Regions from separate parts of the Homo sapiens genome. Here region 1 is linked to region 2. Evidence: read pairs that join two places in POLR2A ChIA-PET (ENCODE). Cell type or tissue: A673. All regions are shown on one strand.

What was found. Peaks named below come from ENCODE experiments on the same cell type or tissue, not always from the same donor. Only the 100,000 strongest peaks of a DNase experiment are listed, where the experiment ranks them.
Region 1: POLR2A ChIA-PET joins it to region 2 with 24 read pairs; 4 of 35 experiments call an interaction of 5 or more read pairs at or near these places.

What each region holds. Positions count from the first base shown.
Region 1 is chr12:12,250,038-12,258,037 of GRCh38, reverse strand. The region is part of intron 1 of LRP6 (LDL receptor related protein 6); the gene reads left to right. Among named protein-coding and RNA genes, the nearest start is that of LRP6, 13 kb to the left of the region's middle. In A673, no CTCF peak of the experiment used is centred here; no DNase peak of the experiment used is centred here; H3K27ac peaks cover 5,880 bases.
Region 2 is chr12:11,555,402-11,563,401 of GRCh38, reverse strand. It overlaps LINC01252 (long intergenic non-protein coding RNA 1252), which reads right to left. Exons shown (of 8, transcript NR_033890.1): 6 at 6,186-8,000; 7 at 4,020-4,111. It overlaps LOC124902877 (a long non-coding RNA gene), which reads left to right and starts at 7,199. Exons shown (of 3, transcript XR_007063210.1): 1 at 7,199-7,286; 2 at 7,430-7,619. In A673, no CTCF peak of the experiment used is centred here; no DNase peak of the experiment used is centred here.

The DNA.
Region 1 (8,000 bases), 690 kb before region 2:
TATGTAACGTGTTTTCTGGTTTTAGGATATAACTATTGCACTGATATAATTAGTTTTTTTTTTTTTTTTGAGACAGGGTCTCACTGTGTTTCCTAGGCTGGAGTGTGGTGTGATGCTATCATGGCTCACTGCAGCCTGGACCTCCTGGTCTCAGGCGATCCTCCTGCCTCAGCTTCCAGAGTAGCTGGGACTATAGGCACGTGCTACCACGCCCGGCTCATTTTTAATTTTTTTTTTTTTTTTTTTTTTTTTTTTTTTGTAGAGACAGGGTCTTACTATGTTGCTCAGACTGGTCTCGAATTCCTGGGCTCAAGTGATCCTCCTGCCTTGGTTTCCCAAAGTGCTTGCGATTACAGGCATGAGCCACCATGCCTGGCCTCAAGTACTTTTTTCTTTCTTTCTTTTTTTTTTTTCATTAAGCCCTTTCTATCAAGTACTTTTTTTTTTTTTTTTCCTTGAGAGGGAGTCTTGCTCTGTCGCCCAGGCTGGAGTGCAGTGGCGTGATCTCGGCTCACTGCAAGCTCCGCCTCCCAGATTCATGCCATTCTCCCGCCTCAGCTTCCCAAGTAGCTGGGACTACAGGCGCCCACCACCACGCCCAGCTAATTTTTTTTGTATTTTTTTAGTAGAGACGGGGTTTTACCGTGTTAGCCAGGATGGTCTGATCTCCTGACCTCGTGATCCACCCGCCTCGGCCTCCCAAAGTGCTGGGATTACAGGCGTGAGCCACCGCACCCGGCCTGTCAAGTACTTTTTTAAACCAAGTTTTTTGGAGCTATAATTCACATACAGTAAAAATCTCCATTTTACAATGTCTAGTTCGGTGGCTTTTAGTATACTCACAGGGTTGTAAAACATCACCACTATCTCATTCCAGAACGCTTATCATCCCCTGCTCCCTCAAAACCCATACATTTCCCATTTCTCCCTTCCCTCAGCCTCTGGTAACCATGAATTTACTTTCTGTCTCTATGGATTTGCTTACTCTGAATATTTCATATAAATGGAATAAAATATGTGGCCTTTTGTGTCTAGCTTCTATCACTTAGCATTTTCAGGGTTCATTCATGTTGCATGTGTCAGTACTTCATTCCTTTTAATGGCTGAGTAATCCATTGTATGGATATATTAAATACTTTCAAATGAGTGTGGGTTTGATTATTGGAGTCTTTACCTTGAGAAATTATTTCTGAATCTCAGCTTTTGATACGTTAAAAAAATCTGTTTTTTTTGAAACAGAGTCTTGCTTCATCACCCAAGGAGGAGTGCAGTGGCACAATCTCTGCTCACTGCAACCTCTGCCTCCTGGGTTCAAGTGATTCTCATGCCTCAGCCTCCTGAGTAGCTGGGACTACAGGCGTGTGCCACCATGCTGGCTAATTTTTGTATTTTTAGTAGAGAGGGGGTTTGGCTATGTTGGTCAGGCTGGTCTTGACCTCCTGACCTCAAGTGATCTGCCTGCCTTGGCTCCCAAAGTGCTGGGATTACAGGCATGAGCCACCACTCTGGCCTATGTTTGTTTGTTTGTTTTGAGCTGGTGTCTCTGTCACCCAGGCTGGAGTGCAGTGGCGCGATCATTGCTCACTGCAGCCTGGACCTTCCCAGGCTCCGGTGATCCTTCCAACTAAGTTTTTGTATTTTTTATAGAGATGGGGTTTCACCATGTTGCTCAGGCTGGCCTTGAACTCCTGGGCTCGGTGATACACCCGCCTCTGCCTCCCAGAGTGCTGGGATTACAGGCATGAGCCACCGCGCCTGGCCTAAAAAATATTTTAAGTTCCTGTTTTTCTGCTGGAGAAGCACTAAATAGTTTACCAGTATCTCGTGTTTCTGAATAGCCCTGTCAATCGTCCTGTTGCAGTTAAATCTTTTTACTAAATTCATATCTAGAGTAAGAAAATAGAAGAGGTATTAGAAATTACCTGGGCCAACTCCTTCGTTTTATAAATCAGAAAGATGAATGACTAAAGCCAGATTGTTTGTACTCTGGACAGTAATTTTACGTGCAGGACTTTCTGTATGTACCTTATTTTACCTGGGCCTTCTTGTGGTTTTGAAAGAGATGCTGATGACTTTGATAGAGGGAAATACATATTAATGTAAAATTTGGCATTTGCAAATAGGTAGTTTGTCATAGTACTTATACTGTAAATAAAAACAAAGCTGAGGCCAAGGTGCAGTGGCTCACACCTGTAATCCCAGCACTTTGGAAGGCCGTGGCAGAGGATCGCTTGAGCTTAGGAGTTTGAGACCAGCCTGGACAACACAGTGAAACCTCATCTCTACAAAAAAAATCCAAAAAAATTAGCCAGGCATGGTGGTGCCTATAATCCCAGCTGCTTGAGAGGCTGAGGAGGGAGAATCGCTTGAACCTGGGAGGTGGAGGTTGCAGTGAGATGAGATCGCACCACTGCACTCCAGCCTGGATGGCAGAGTGAGACTCTGTCTCAAAAAAAAAAAAAAAAAAAAAAGTGACCAAACCCAAAAGCAAAAACAAAGCTAGACTTAGGTAAGGAGAGACTTTATTTGAAAGGATTTTTGCAGTAGAAGGACATGCTTACTACAGGATCTGCAACACACTTCAAAATCAAACCGAAAAAGGCTTTTTTTTTTTTTATAGAAAGGAGAAGTAAGCAGGGCTATCAGGAACTTTGTGGGAATGTGGGCCAAATAGGTAGGGGTGAGCAGATTGCATGACCAGGACTATTTAACTGGAAAGCATTTTTTTTTTTTTCTGCAGTCAGCTAATGGTCAGAATGAGGGAAGAAGTTGTGCATCTACTTTCTTAAGCTTAGGGCAAGCCAAAGTTTAGGAATTTGTGGGGAGAAGAGAATCCTGACTAAAGTTTATTCAAGCCAAGTCAATGAGTAAGTAATGGGCAATTGTGATGTGCACTGGTCAGTCTCCCTGTTGTTTAAAACAAAATCAGTCACTGTTGACAATGGAATAAGAGTCATTGAGAAGTTGATCTCATTAGATTGGGCCTGATTATTTACATAGGTGTAGCAATAATAGTAATTTATCATATAATAGGTCTTTTAATATTGCCTTGCTGAAAGTTTTTTTAAGGAATCTGATTGGACTTTAAAATGCCTCTTGAGACTATAAAGGTAAGTCAAGAACTGACCATCAGGTTTCACTTGTAATACCTATAAATTTGGGTGAATTCCTGTCTTGAAGTTCCCAAAATATTCTAGGATTTTTGAGCCTGCCGGGAAGTGATCTTGCTTAATTCACCTGCAAGGCTGGGAACTCTGTAAGCCAGTTACCAGGCCAGTTTTCCTAAGAGGACTGTAAGCGTTGGTTCATAAAGTCAACTGTAACTTAGAAGTATTTGGTCATACCTGATTAAATGAATATTTTCAAATGTGGCATTCCAGTCAAAGCCTTGGTTGCATAAGTAATGTTTCCAGCTAGAAGGCAGACTCATTGAACCTCTGCAGATAACTATATTGCCATGAAAATAAAAATAATAAGAGTTTTTGAATTCTGGAGGAGTAAGACGGGGGAGAAAAAGATAAGTGTTTATTTCGGTTTACAAAAACATAGTCTCCTTAAATTGTTGTGAGTTATAGATAGCTTCAGAGAAAAGAGAAAGGGGTTCCTTATATCCAGAAAATAGGACGCTAAGGCATCAGCAATATTTTAAACGAAACCCATAATCATCCTTCATCAGTTTATTCAGTCCTATGTAATTAATTCTTGTTCTGCTGGATCTGTGTTAGCAGTCTCACGAACCCATCTGTTTTTCTACTAGCTGTTTGGAAATCTTGACTCAGTCCACTGGTGTGGTCTCAGAGTTATTTAAGTGATGCCATCAGACGCTTGTGTTCAGGTTACCTGGCGTAGTAGTTTTCCTTTTTCTTTCTTTCTTTTTTTTTTTTTTTTTTTTTTGAGACAGAGTCTCACTCTGTCACCCAGGCTGGAGTGCAATGGCACAATCTTGGCTCACTGCAGCCTTGACCTCCTGGGCTCAAGTGATCCTCCCATCTCAGCCTCCCTAGTAGCTGCGACCACAGGTGTGTGCGACCATACCCAGCTAATTTTGTATTTTTTGGTAGAGAAGGGGTTTCGCCAAGTTGCCCAGGCTGGTCTCGAACTCTTGGGCTCCAGTGATATGCCCACCTCAGCTTCCCAAAGTGTGGGGATTAGAGGCGTGAGCCACCACACCTGGCCCATAGCCCTTTTTTATTGAAGACAAGTGCACTCTGGCCTGTAGCTGATTTGCAAGTGCTTTCAGGGAAGCATTAGAGTAAAACAGAAAACTATCTGTAGATGACAAAATACTTAAAACGGTGATGATTAACCTATTACTGATAATCTTAAAAGTGAAAGATCTCCTATTGCAAGGACGAAAAACCAAACACCGCATGTCTCACTCATAGGTGGAAATTAAACAGTGAGAACACTTGGACACAGGAAGGGGAACATCACACACCAGGTCCTGTTGTGGGGTGGGGGGAGGGGGGAGGGGTAGCATTAGGAGATACACCTAATGTAAATGACCAGTTAATGGGTGCAGCACACCAACATGGCACATGTATACATATGTAACAAACCTGCACGTTGTGCACATGTACCCTAGAACTTAAAGTATAATAATAAAAAAAAAGAAAAAAAGTGAAAGATCTTATGAAACTTTGTTAGAAAAGATAATGAAATTGGCAAGGAAGTTTGATTTTTGTGGCATGCGAACTAAAATCAACCCAAAAAAGTGTTAGACAAAAGCATATCTATAAGCGTAATGATTAACTTTATTTTATTATTATTTTTTGAGACAGAGTCTCGCTGTGTTGCCCAGGCTGGAGTTCAGTGGCGCGATCTTGGCCCACCACAACCTCTGCCTTCTGGGTTCCAGTGATTCTCCTGCCTCAGCCTCCTGGGTAGCTGGGATTACAGGCACGCGCCACCACGCCCTGCTAATTTTTATATTTTTGGTAGAGACAGGGTTTCGCCATGTTGGCCAGGCTGGTCTCAAACTCCTCACCTCAGGTGATCAACCTGCATCAGCCCCCCAAAGTGCTGGGATTAAGGTGTGAGCAACTGCGCCCAGCCGATTAACCTTATTTTAAAGAAGAGTGGCTAGTACATGTCATTTATGAATATAGATGAATATATTCATTGCAGAGAGAAAATCTAAAGACATATAATCCTAAGATGTAATGGACCATGAATATGTCAAGAGTATATCAAGAATGTATATATGTATAGAGTATATCAAGAATGTATCAAGATTATCAAGGAAAAAGATTTAGCAGTCTGGAGTAGGTCGTTAACTTCTATATAATAGCATTCCATAAGTAAATGATGTGAATTCTTAACTGAGAACCATTAGCCAACCTAGAAGATTAAAGAAGCCAAATTATGACCAAGTTAACATTGAGGAAAAAAAATCCCTGAAATTATGACTGATGACATTATACTGTTGTCTAATACCAGGCAAAGCAGCACCAGAACTCTGATTAATAGACATGGACAATGAGGGCATTGATGAATTTCTAGGAGCTTTATACCTTCATAGAACTTCCAAAATATCCCTATTAATAACATTTTACCTATACAAATTTAACTTAAACTTAGGGAGGGTAAGCCTCTCTGGCTTTGACAGTGCTTTCCATATGACCCATAACGTTTGATCAAATAAACTATTATTTTTAACATCTCTCTTTTACAAGGTAAAGGGAATTTTGATTTTCTAGGGCCCCTTAGGGGAAATCTCAAAGACAGTTGTTGGTACAAAAGGCATCATTTAGGAGGTTTGAACATTTGATTAAATAGGATCATGGGCCACTGTGGAAAAAAATACTTGGCTACATATTTAACCAAAAGTGACCGGAAAAAAAAAAAGATTTTAGTTCAGTGCGGTGGCCCATGCCTGTAATCTCAGTGCTTTGGGAGGCCAAGATGGGAGGATCACTTGAGGTCAGGAGTTTGAGACCAGCCTGGGCAACGTGGTGGGATCCTGTCTCTACAGAAATTAGCTGGGCGAAAGATTTCATGCCTATAGTTCTAGCTCCTCAGGAGGCTGAGGCAGGAGGATCGTTTGAGCCCAGGAGTTTGAAGCTGCAGTGAGCTATGATTGTGCCGTTGCAATGAGCCATGATTGTGCCACTATACTCCAGCCTGGACAACAGGGTGAGACCCTGTCTCTTAAAAAAAATATTGAAAAAAGTAAGCATGGGAGGTAATGCAGTGGTGAAGAACCTTACCCTTTTAAGGGTGTGAATACAGTTTTAAGTAATTAAGGACATGATAAAGTCAGCATTAAGCACAGGAAATTCTGGTAAGACACAATCTTTGCCTTCTGTGGAGATTATTCAGAAGGCAAAGGAAAACCTTTAATAACTTCTTTATTAAAAGCAGACTAATGGGCGGGGCACCGTGGCTCATGCCTGTAATTCCAACACTTTGGGAGGTCGAGGTGGGTGGATCACAAGGTCAGGAGATCGAGACCATCCTGGCTAACATGGTGAAACCCTGTCTCTACTAAAAAAAATGCAAAAAAAATTAGCCGTGCGTGGTGGCGGGCACCTGTAGTCCCAGCTACTCGGGAGGCTGAGGCAGGAGAATGGCATGAACCCGGGAGGTGGTGCTTGCAGTGAGCTGAGATCCCACCACTGCTCTCCAGCCTGGGTGACAGAGTGAGACTCCATCTCAAAAAACAAAAATCAAAAAGACAAACTAATAACTGAAGAAAATCCGTCATTTTAACAGAGAAAACTAAAATCTAGTTTTACGTAACTATAATATTTGATAAGCACTTAAAAACATCTTACAAATAAACCCGTCAAATCTTAGCCGGCTTTGGCTGGGCACGGTGGCTCACGCCTGTAATCCCAGCACTTCGGAGGCCGAGGTGGGCGAATCACTTGAGGTCAGCAGTTTAAGACCAGCCTGGCTAACATGGCAAAACCACGTCTCTACTAAAAATACAAAAAAATTAGCTGGGTGTGGTGGCGAGCGCCTGTAATCCCACCTACGAGGGAGGCTGAGGCAGGAGAATCACTTGAACCTGGGAGGTGAAGGTTACATTAAGCCCAGATTGTACCACTGCACTCCAGCCTGGGTGACAGAGCGAAACCCCATCTCGAAAAACGAAGAAGAAGAAAAAAATCAAGCCAGGTGCGTTGGCTCACGTCTGTTACCCCAGCACATTGGGAGGCTGAGGTGGGTGGATCATTTGAAGTTAGGAGTTCGAGACCAGCCTGGCCAACATGGTGAAACCTGCCTCTACTAAAAATACAAAAATTAGCCGGGTGTGGTGTTGGGCGCCTGTAGTCCCAGCTACTTGGGAAGCTGAGGCAGGAGAATCTCTTGAACCAGGGAGTCGGAGGTTGCAGTGAGCCGAGATTGTGCCACTGCACTCCAGCCTGGGTGACACAGTGAGACTTTGTCTCAAAACAAAACCCCCAAAATATTAGTAAATATGTATATGATATTTCTGTGTGCAGTGAACTGTAGTAGGCATTGATGATAAAATTAGTTATAAGGTATGGTTCTTGTTTCCAAGGGCTGAGATCCTAGAGGTAGGAAGTATGCTTAAAAAAAAAAAAAGCTAATATCATGTAAGTACTAAAGACTAAGGATTAAAAGAAGTAAAGCTGAGTCAATTAGAAAGGGTTACAGAGTAGGTAAGGTTTGACTCTGGCCTTGAAGGACTTGCTTGCTGGGAGAAAAAGAGAAGTATGGAGTAGGCAGGAAAATGAATACTCTGCAATGATGGGTGTGATGTACTCCCAGTTTACATGTTTTGAAACCTGTTTGTATGATGCAGAGACTATAAAAGATTAATTTAGAGTCCTAGGTAGAAGTCATGGTGGAAGGCTGAGGTATTGAGGCATTTTGTAAATTTAGGCAAGGGGAATCAGAATGGCTTTTGAGTTGGCTAAACTGAAAGTATTAGAAGTAGAAAAGGAAAGGGGAGAATATTGAGATAACTTACTATTAGGATATTTTAGGCCTAAAGTCATGAAGGTCTAGAGTAGGATAGTGGTTTTAAA
Region 2 (8,000 bases):
CAGATACATCTTGAAGTTGCCTCAGTTTATGGTTAATGTTGTAAGAACATATGAAAGCAGGAACAGAATAAAATAATGTCATCAGCCACAAGCTGAGGAACGGGACACACAGGTCTCCCTGAGCCCAGCTATTCTGATAAGAAGCAGCTCTATCAGTCCATTATCTTGCTCTTTAAGAGTGGACATTTGTGGCTCTCGACACAGTGCTCTGCCATTATGACTCAGCTTCTCTCTTTTTTTTTTTTTCTTTTTGACAGGGTCTCATTTTGTCACCCAGGCAAGAGTTCAGTGGCATGATCATAGCTCACTGCAGCCTCAAACTCCTGGGCTCCAACTGCACTGGAGGATACTCTCACCTCAGTCTCCCAAGTAGTTGGGAGTACAAGTGTACAACACTATGCCTGGCTAATTTTGTACAATTTTGTAGAGATGGGGTTTTGCTATGTTGCCCAGGCTGGTCTCAAGCTCCTGGCCTCAAGCAATCCTCCCACCTCATCCTCCCAAAGTGCTGGCTGGGATTACAGGCATGAGCCACCATGCCCTCGCTACTCCTTAAGTACTATGCTCTTAAAATTAACATTTTAGGCTAAATCTACTAGAATGATGCATTCAAGTATTTTATAATTTTATTTCAAGTTTTCTTAAAGAAGCAAGGTGTGCTAACTATAGAGCACTTGGGAAATACAAAAATTATACAAAACAGTAAAATCGCCCATAGTCTCACAGTTCGAGGTAACCATTATTAATATTTTGGTGTTTTTCCTGGGGCCCTTTTATCTTTGATAATTTTTTCCTTTTTCTCTCTAATTTGAAGAAGAAAAAGCTTTGTTATTTGTATCATCAAAAGTTAGAGTGAGTATATATGACCAGAAATAAAAATGAACAAATTACACAACACATTTTGGTTGATGTACAGCATGCGAGACCGAATATGAACAAAGATGGGATACCAAATGCTATTAATATCTTTCTATTTAAAATAAAATTTCAGGCCAGGTGCAGTGGGTCATGCCTGTAACTATGTAATCCCATAACTTTGAGAGGCCGAGGCAGGCGGATCACTTGAGGTCAGGAGTTTGAGACCAGCCTGGCCAACGTGGTGAAACTCCGTCTCTACTAAAAGCACAAAAATTAGCCGGGTGTGGTGGCACGCACCTGTAATCCCAGCTACTCGGGAGGTTGAGGCAGGAGAATCGCTTGAACCCAGGAGGCAGAGCTTGCAGTAAGCCGAGCCTGGGCAACAGAGCGAGAGTCTGTCTCAAAAAGTAAAACAAAATAAAACCTCAGAAATTCAGTTCCATTCATTTGCAATTGTTTCTACATAAGCTGATCTGAAACTTACCTCTGAATTACGTATGAAACAATTTGCCAGGTGAATTCATAGCATAAACAAAATGACTAGGGGCATGTTTGACTTATGTGAGGGCTTTTAAGGATTTTTAAACACCTTAACAGCACCCCTGTTTCTCTACTCATTAATTATTAGTTTTCAGACAAGATCCAGCACATTCAGAGTGGTATGGCCATAGACAATAACTAGTTTCCAATGAGTCTCATCTGTTCATTAAAGTTTGTCATCCCACAGAGCAATGAAAAGTGAAGAAAATAGGTTTACATTCTGAGACATGCTTCACCATCCAAAACCAAAACATGCAATCTAGTGTTTACTTTTTTTAATGGCCCAAATAGTGTCTATAGTTACTAAGTAACTATTTTCTTAGTGAAAACAAACCAATGAATCTTGGAAGTCACATTGAAGATGAAGAATATAACTCAAAATTGAAGGCTTTTTCCCTTTATTTTAAGAAGCATTCCTTGACTCCCAACCATGTTTTACATTCCTTGACCATATTTCTTATATTAGACATCAGTCTCTTATTTTGTTTTCTTGGTAAGCCTTTCTTAGTAGACTTTTAAGGTCTATTATTAGGATATTTTCAATTTCTAGCATAACAGTTAGTCCCTAATATTTTCTCAATAAATATGTCTGGCTGAGGGAATGCACCAACACATATTTTAATGAATACATTAAATGTGTTAGGTTTTTAAATGTTGAGACCATGTTCTTTCATTTTCCACTTCTTCAGGGCTTGCTGGTCACCTTAGATGAGATGATGATTAACCTAATGATTACATAAAGTCACTAAATTAGGTGAAGCAAGACATGAGAAAGATTTCAATGGGAAGATAAAATCATCCTCAAGAAAACCACAGAGGTAGGCTGGGCACTGTGACTCACACAGTGCTGTAATCCCAGCACTTTGGGAGGCCAAGGCGAGAGGATTGCTTGAGGCCAGCAGTTTGAGACCAGGCTGGGCAACATAGCTGGACTCTGTCTCTACGAAACATTTAAAAACCTAGCTGAGTGTATAGTGATGCACACCTGTAGTCACAGCTACTCAGGAGGCTGAGGTGGGAGGATCACTTGAGCCCAGGAGTTTGAGGTTACAGTGGGTAATGATTGAGCCACTGCATTCCAGCTTGGGTGACAAAGGAGGATACTCTCCCCCCACCAAAAAAAGAAAGAAAACCATAGAGGTAGATCTATAGGATATAAATAGACTATACAACGTAAAAGCTGTGTACAGACATTAAACAAAAACCACAGTATCAATATTAAAGGGTAGAAATAAATACATTTGGCCATAATTAAGCTAATCTATTTTAAAATCTTCTGTAAGACAGACGTATCTTTAATTAGAATCCTTTTCAATGATTTTCATCATTTCCAACTAGTAAAGTCCTTTTAAAGTCAAGAATATAGATTTTTAACAAGGATCTAATGCCTGCAAAATATTCTTAAATTCTCTTTTCCTTAAATTCTCAATCCCTTTTATACTTCTTATTTAGCACTTTTCATGATTATCAGTCAGTAGGAACCGGGTGTTTGTGTCTTCCCACAAAAGAATGAACAGATGGAGGAAAAGCACCAATTTTTTTTTTACTCATGTGGTACCAATTTATCTCCTTTCTTAATATATTTCTCATAAAAGGAGCATAGTAATTTTAATTGAACCAAAATAATCCCAACTCTTTGCAAGGAATCATTGTCAGAGAGGAAATTGATCTTCTATCTGCTTTATGTTCTAAAACCTTCTGGGCTTCTACAGATGCTCACTTCATCTCTTTTTAAATAAAGGGCAGACTATTTGAGATGTTTTTACAGTGAGAAATGAGAAAAGTTAAGCGCTACGAGTGAGAAACCAGGAGTCTAAGTTCTCTCTCTGACATTGACTATCTGTGTGACCCTGGATAAGGCATGTAACCTCTCTGGTCTTGTTTCTTCATCTGTTAAAACTATTTGAATTGGTTGACATTTACCATTCTTTCCAGGACTCTCTATGATATTCAATCAATTATCCATCTTCTCCAACTAGTCTTTGCTCTTCTTGCTTATCTCATGGAAACACGTTATTTCCACCTTCTCCCACACTCAACTACTATTTTCCTTAGGAGAGACCTTGAGTACTGTTAAATTTCCTCAGAGAAATGTTAAGCAAGTCACTCAAACTCTCTAGGCTGCAGTTTCCTCATCTGTAAAAGAACAGATCACAAGCTCACCAGCCACAGATCTCAGCATCAGATCCTTACAGAGGACTGGTGACCAAGTGAGCAAGGCTCATCACTCTAGAGAGAAGCTGATGCCAACCAGCATAGGTCAAGGACCATCATAAGACTAGAGGCTTCTCACCCCTTTGCCCAAGGCTACATTATGACTGGGAAATTTCTAAAATATTATTTAAATTATTAGAGCAAACTAAACTCTGAATCAGATTCCTGCTCTGCCACCTCCACTAATCAGGTGCCTAGAAAGGGAAGCAGAATAGGCAATGTTGGCAATGTTATGTTAAATTGCTATGTTTCCTCCAGAGTGGTAACTGTGATTCAAGACATGTGACTTTGTTTATGTATTATCTTTAGCAAGGTGACCCTCACCTGGAAGATTAACTTTGTGACTCTTAAACCAGAAGGTTGCTTATTGCCCCTTCCTGTTTAATGGGGTTCATGGAGGTCCATACCTGCCAGCCATGCCAGTCCTGCTCTCTCCTGTGCCTGAGTAGTGATTTAGGTATCATTCTTGCCCGTGCAGACTGTCCTGACACTTCTGCCACTGTAGGAAAGACAAAAACACAAAACTTCCCAACAATCATATTCCTAGATCTTTACCTAAGTAAACTGAAAGCTCACGTTCACACAAAAACCTGTATGCAAATGTTTATAGCAACTTTATTCATAATCTCCAAAATCTAGAAGCAACCAAAATGTCTTTCCACAGGTGAGTGGATAAAAAAATTGTGGTAATTTTTGTTTTGCTTTGTTTTGAGATAGGGTCTCACTTTCTTGCCCAGGCTGGAGGGTAGTGGCATGTTCATAGCTCACTGCAGCTTCAAACTCCTGGGCTCAAGCGATCCTTCCATCTCAGCCTTCAGAGTAGCTGGGACTACAGGTATGCACCACCATGCTTGGCTAATGTTTTTTTTAATTTTTTTTTTTTTTTTCATGGAGACGGGGTCTCCTATGTTGCCCAGGCTGGTCTCAAGCTCCTGGGCTCAAGCGATCCTCCCACCTTGGCCTCCCAAACAGTTGGAATTACAGGCATGAGCCACAATTCCTGGCCATGGTACATTCATATAATGGAGTACTATTCTGCTGTGAAAAAAAGAATAAACTCTTGATTCACACAATGATGTGGGTCAGTCTTACGTGAATTTTGCTAATTGAAGGAAGCCAGACTCCAAAGGGTGCACACATTGTATAAATCCATTCATATGACATTTTAGAAGCAGCTACACTATGGGGATGGAAAACAGATGCCAGGGGTTGGTGGCAGTAGGAAGAGGGTAGATTAACTGTACATTAACTGCAGAGATAATTCATGGGGGGAATTTTTAGGGTGACAGAACTGTTCTGGGCTGGGTGTGGTGGCACACACCTATAATCCCAGCACTTTGGGAGGCCGAGGTGGGAGGATCGCTTGAGCCAGGAGTTCAAGACCAGCCTGGGAAAAATAGCAAGATCCCATGTTTACAAAAAGTAAAAAAATTAGCTGGGCATGTGTGCACATACCTGTAGTCCCAGTTACTCAGGAGGTTGAGGTAAAAGTATTGCTTGAGCCCAGGAGTTTGAGACTGCAGTGAGCTATGATCGCACCACTGCATTCCGACCTGGGTGGCAGAGAAAGATTCTGTCTCCAAAAGGCAGAGGTGGGGAGGGGGTGGGGGGTAGGAACAATTCTGTATGATACTGAGTTGTGGATAAATGGCTCTGCATTTGTCAAAATCCATAGAACTGTACATCACAAAGAGGGAACGCTAATGTATACAATCAAAAAAATATCAACCAGGATGGTGGGGACTGCAGACTTTCATGAATGAATGTAACTGTACACATAACATCCCTGAAGGGGTTGGGAAAAGGTGCAAACCAAAATAATCTTGCAGGTGCTGCTTTGACTTATAATTGTAAGGCTAAAGGCCAAAGGAACTGGACATAAGCACTGTGTTCCAACTGGCAAGTCTCTTTCTCATCGGGTTGGGGTGGGGCGGTATTACCTATGCTGAAACAGCTTTACATGCACCGTTAAGTAATAATGGGCAAATAAGGAAATAAAAGTGGATAGTGGGGGTCAGGTTTTTCACTGTTGGAGAGAGAAGTTATAGATAAGCAAAGGCAGAAGGCTAGAAGGAACCCTGTGATACTGGATTAGAGTCAGAAATATGAGTATGAACTCATATTTAACCATATATATAAATCATAATAGATATGTGTATATATATGGGTTAATATATGTAGCTCCTATCTGTGCCCTCTGAGAGGGCTTAGTACAGGGTTACAGCTAGTATAGGGTTGCCAGATCAAACATAGGATACATAAGTAAATTTGAATTTCAGATAATAAATACACACACACACACACACACACACACACCACACAGAGAGACACACACACACAGACACTTAAGCCTATAAAGGAGTAAAATATATTTGCAAGGGTATACAAGAAAATTGTAACTGGGTGGCCAGGGCAATGAGATGGAAGGAAGACTGACTTTTCACTATATACCCTTGGACCATAAGTTTCTTATTCACAAAATAAACAACTTTACAAAAATTAAGCAAGTAAAACCTTGTAGCTAACTCAACAAATAAAAGTATTTTCTATGAATTAGAATAAAAAAGGGCTACCTGGTTAACTTTTAAAAATTTCACTGCTTTGTAGTGAAATCACTTATTCGTTATGTAATTCATAGAAGCTCCAGACAGAGGCCGTCTTTTTCCTCCATAAGCAGGTCTTCTCTGCCTTTCTGCAGACCAGGTGGGGGTCACAGGCAAGTGTGACATTTTCTTCCTGGACCCCTTCTTCCATGGTGTTGGGGGAAGGACACCCGCACATCTTGGGGAGGAGACAGGAGAAAGACGCGCTTCCCGGAATCTTGGCTGCTTCTCACTTTAATCAAAGTCTCCTGCTGCTGACACACGGAAATTCTTTAATTAAACTCAGCCTGGCTCCTGTGCTAACCCTCTCCAGGCCGGTGCCAAGGCAACATACTCTAAATGATGAAGAGGAACCTTTTAAAAACTTTTTAATAGAGGGGATAATTAGCCTGTGCAATTCATTGTTACAGAATCTCCCAGAGACAAGGTAACTTATTACAGTCTTTCTTTCTTTCCTTTCTTTCTTTTTCTCTTTCTTTCTTTCTTTCTTTTCTTCTTCTTCTTTTTTTTTTTTTTTTGAAAGCTTTCAGTTTTATTCTGGATAGGAATTGTCTCCCTGTGCCAGACAGGGCGAAGCTTCCCAGGTCTCTTGAGGCATATGGTAATTGTCAGAAAGGATTGCTGAGGTCAAGAAGAAATTTCTTCCCACTATTGAATAAGGGCAAAAGGTAGACGAGAAACACTGTGGGAAGAGAGAGGGAACAGTCTGTCTTCTGCAGCATCGGACTGCACTGATTGTGCTGAGCCAGAGAGAGTATAACAAAAAGAAAGTAAATAGTGCAATGAGACTGCTCTTTGGTTCAGCCTTTGCCAGAATACAAGGACCTGCCCAGGCTCTGTCACAGGCTGTGCTAACAAACCCAGCCTTGGTTTTGCTCACAGAACTGAAAGAGGCTGGGACATCATTAGGGAAACGGAGTCGAACAGCCCTGCTCTCTCTGCTTCCTGCAGATCAGCAGACATGGAGCAGGGACAAAGCTTTCTTCCCACCTGGAAGGAATCTGCGCTTTCCTCATGAGTCTTCTGTTCAAAGGACAGTACCCCCAGTTTGATGTGAAAGTGATAGGGCGAGTGAGTAGAGTTCATAATTGTTTACTGCTACCTGGTTTCCTGAACTGTAGAAGTCATGACGAAAGATGTCAACTTTATGAAGCCTTAGGGGACATTTTAGATATCCTTTTCCAATTCACGTGTCTTCTCTTTGCTCCCTTAAGTAAACGAAGAGCTTCTTAACCAAGCCCTCAGAACTAGCTGCCTTGATAAGGATCAGCTGGAGCCAGTCACAGCCTACGCTAGTTTGTGGGCAAGAAGAAAAGCACTTAAAGCAAACTCCCACCCTATGTGGCTCAGTGGATTCACTATCTGCACTACCTCTTTTCAAGAAAACAGGTTTTTGGCACTGTGGTGAGTTTCAGCCTAAGTTCCTAGGCAAGCTTACTTTCCCTGGTTTGAGTTGGGGAGGATGGCGTTACTCTTTAGTAATTTTGTTGCCCTTTCTTGTGTTGCTATTTGTCAGTGCCTGTATATGATTTTTCCTTCATTTGCTAGGGATTAGGGAAGTTAGGTAGGGTTACACTGTTGATAGCAAGTGATCATGCTTCTGTGCAGTCTCCTACCAGATTTTTTGCTGAATGAAAAAGCAATAATAATCGTGATGAGGAGGAAGACAAGGAAAACAACTCTAAAAAAGATGGAGAAAATTGTCGCATAGTTTCATGATAGCTCACCAGTAAGGGGTGCTACCTTCTGTGCTAAGGCTTAGGTAATCATACCCTTTACCACTGT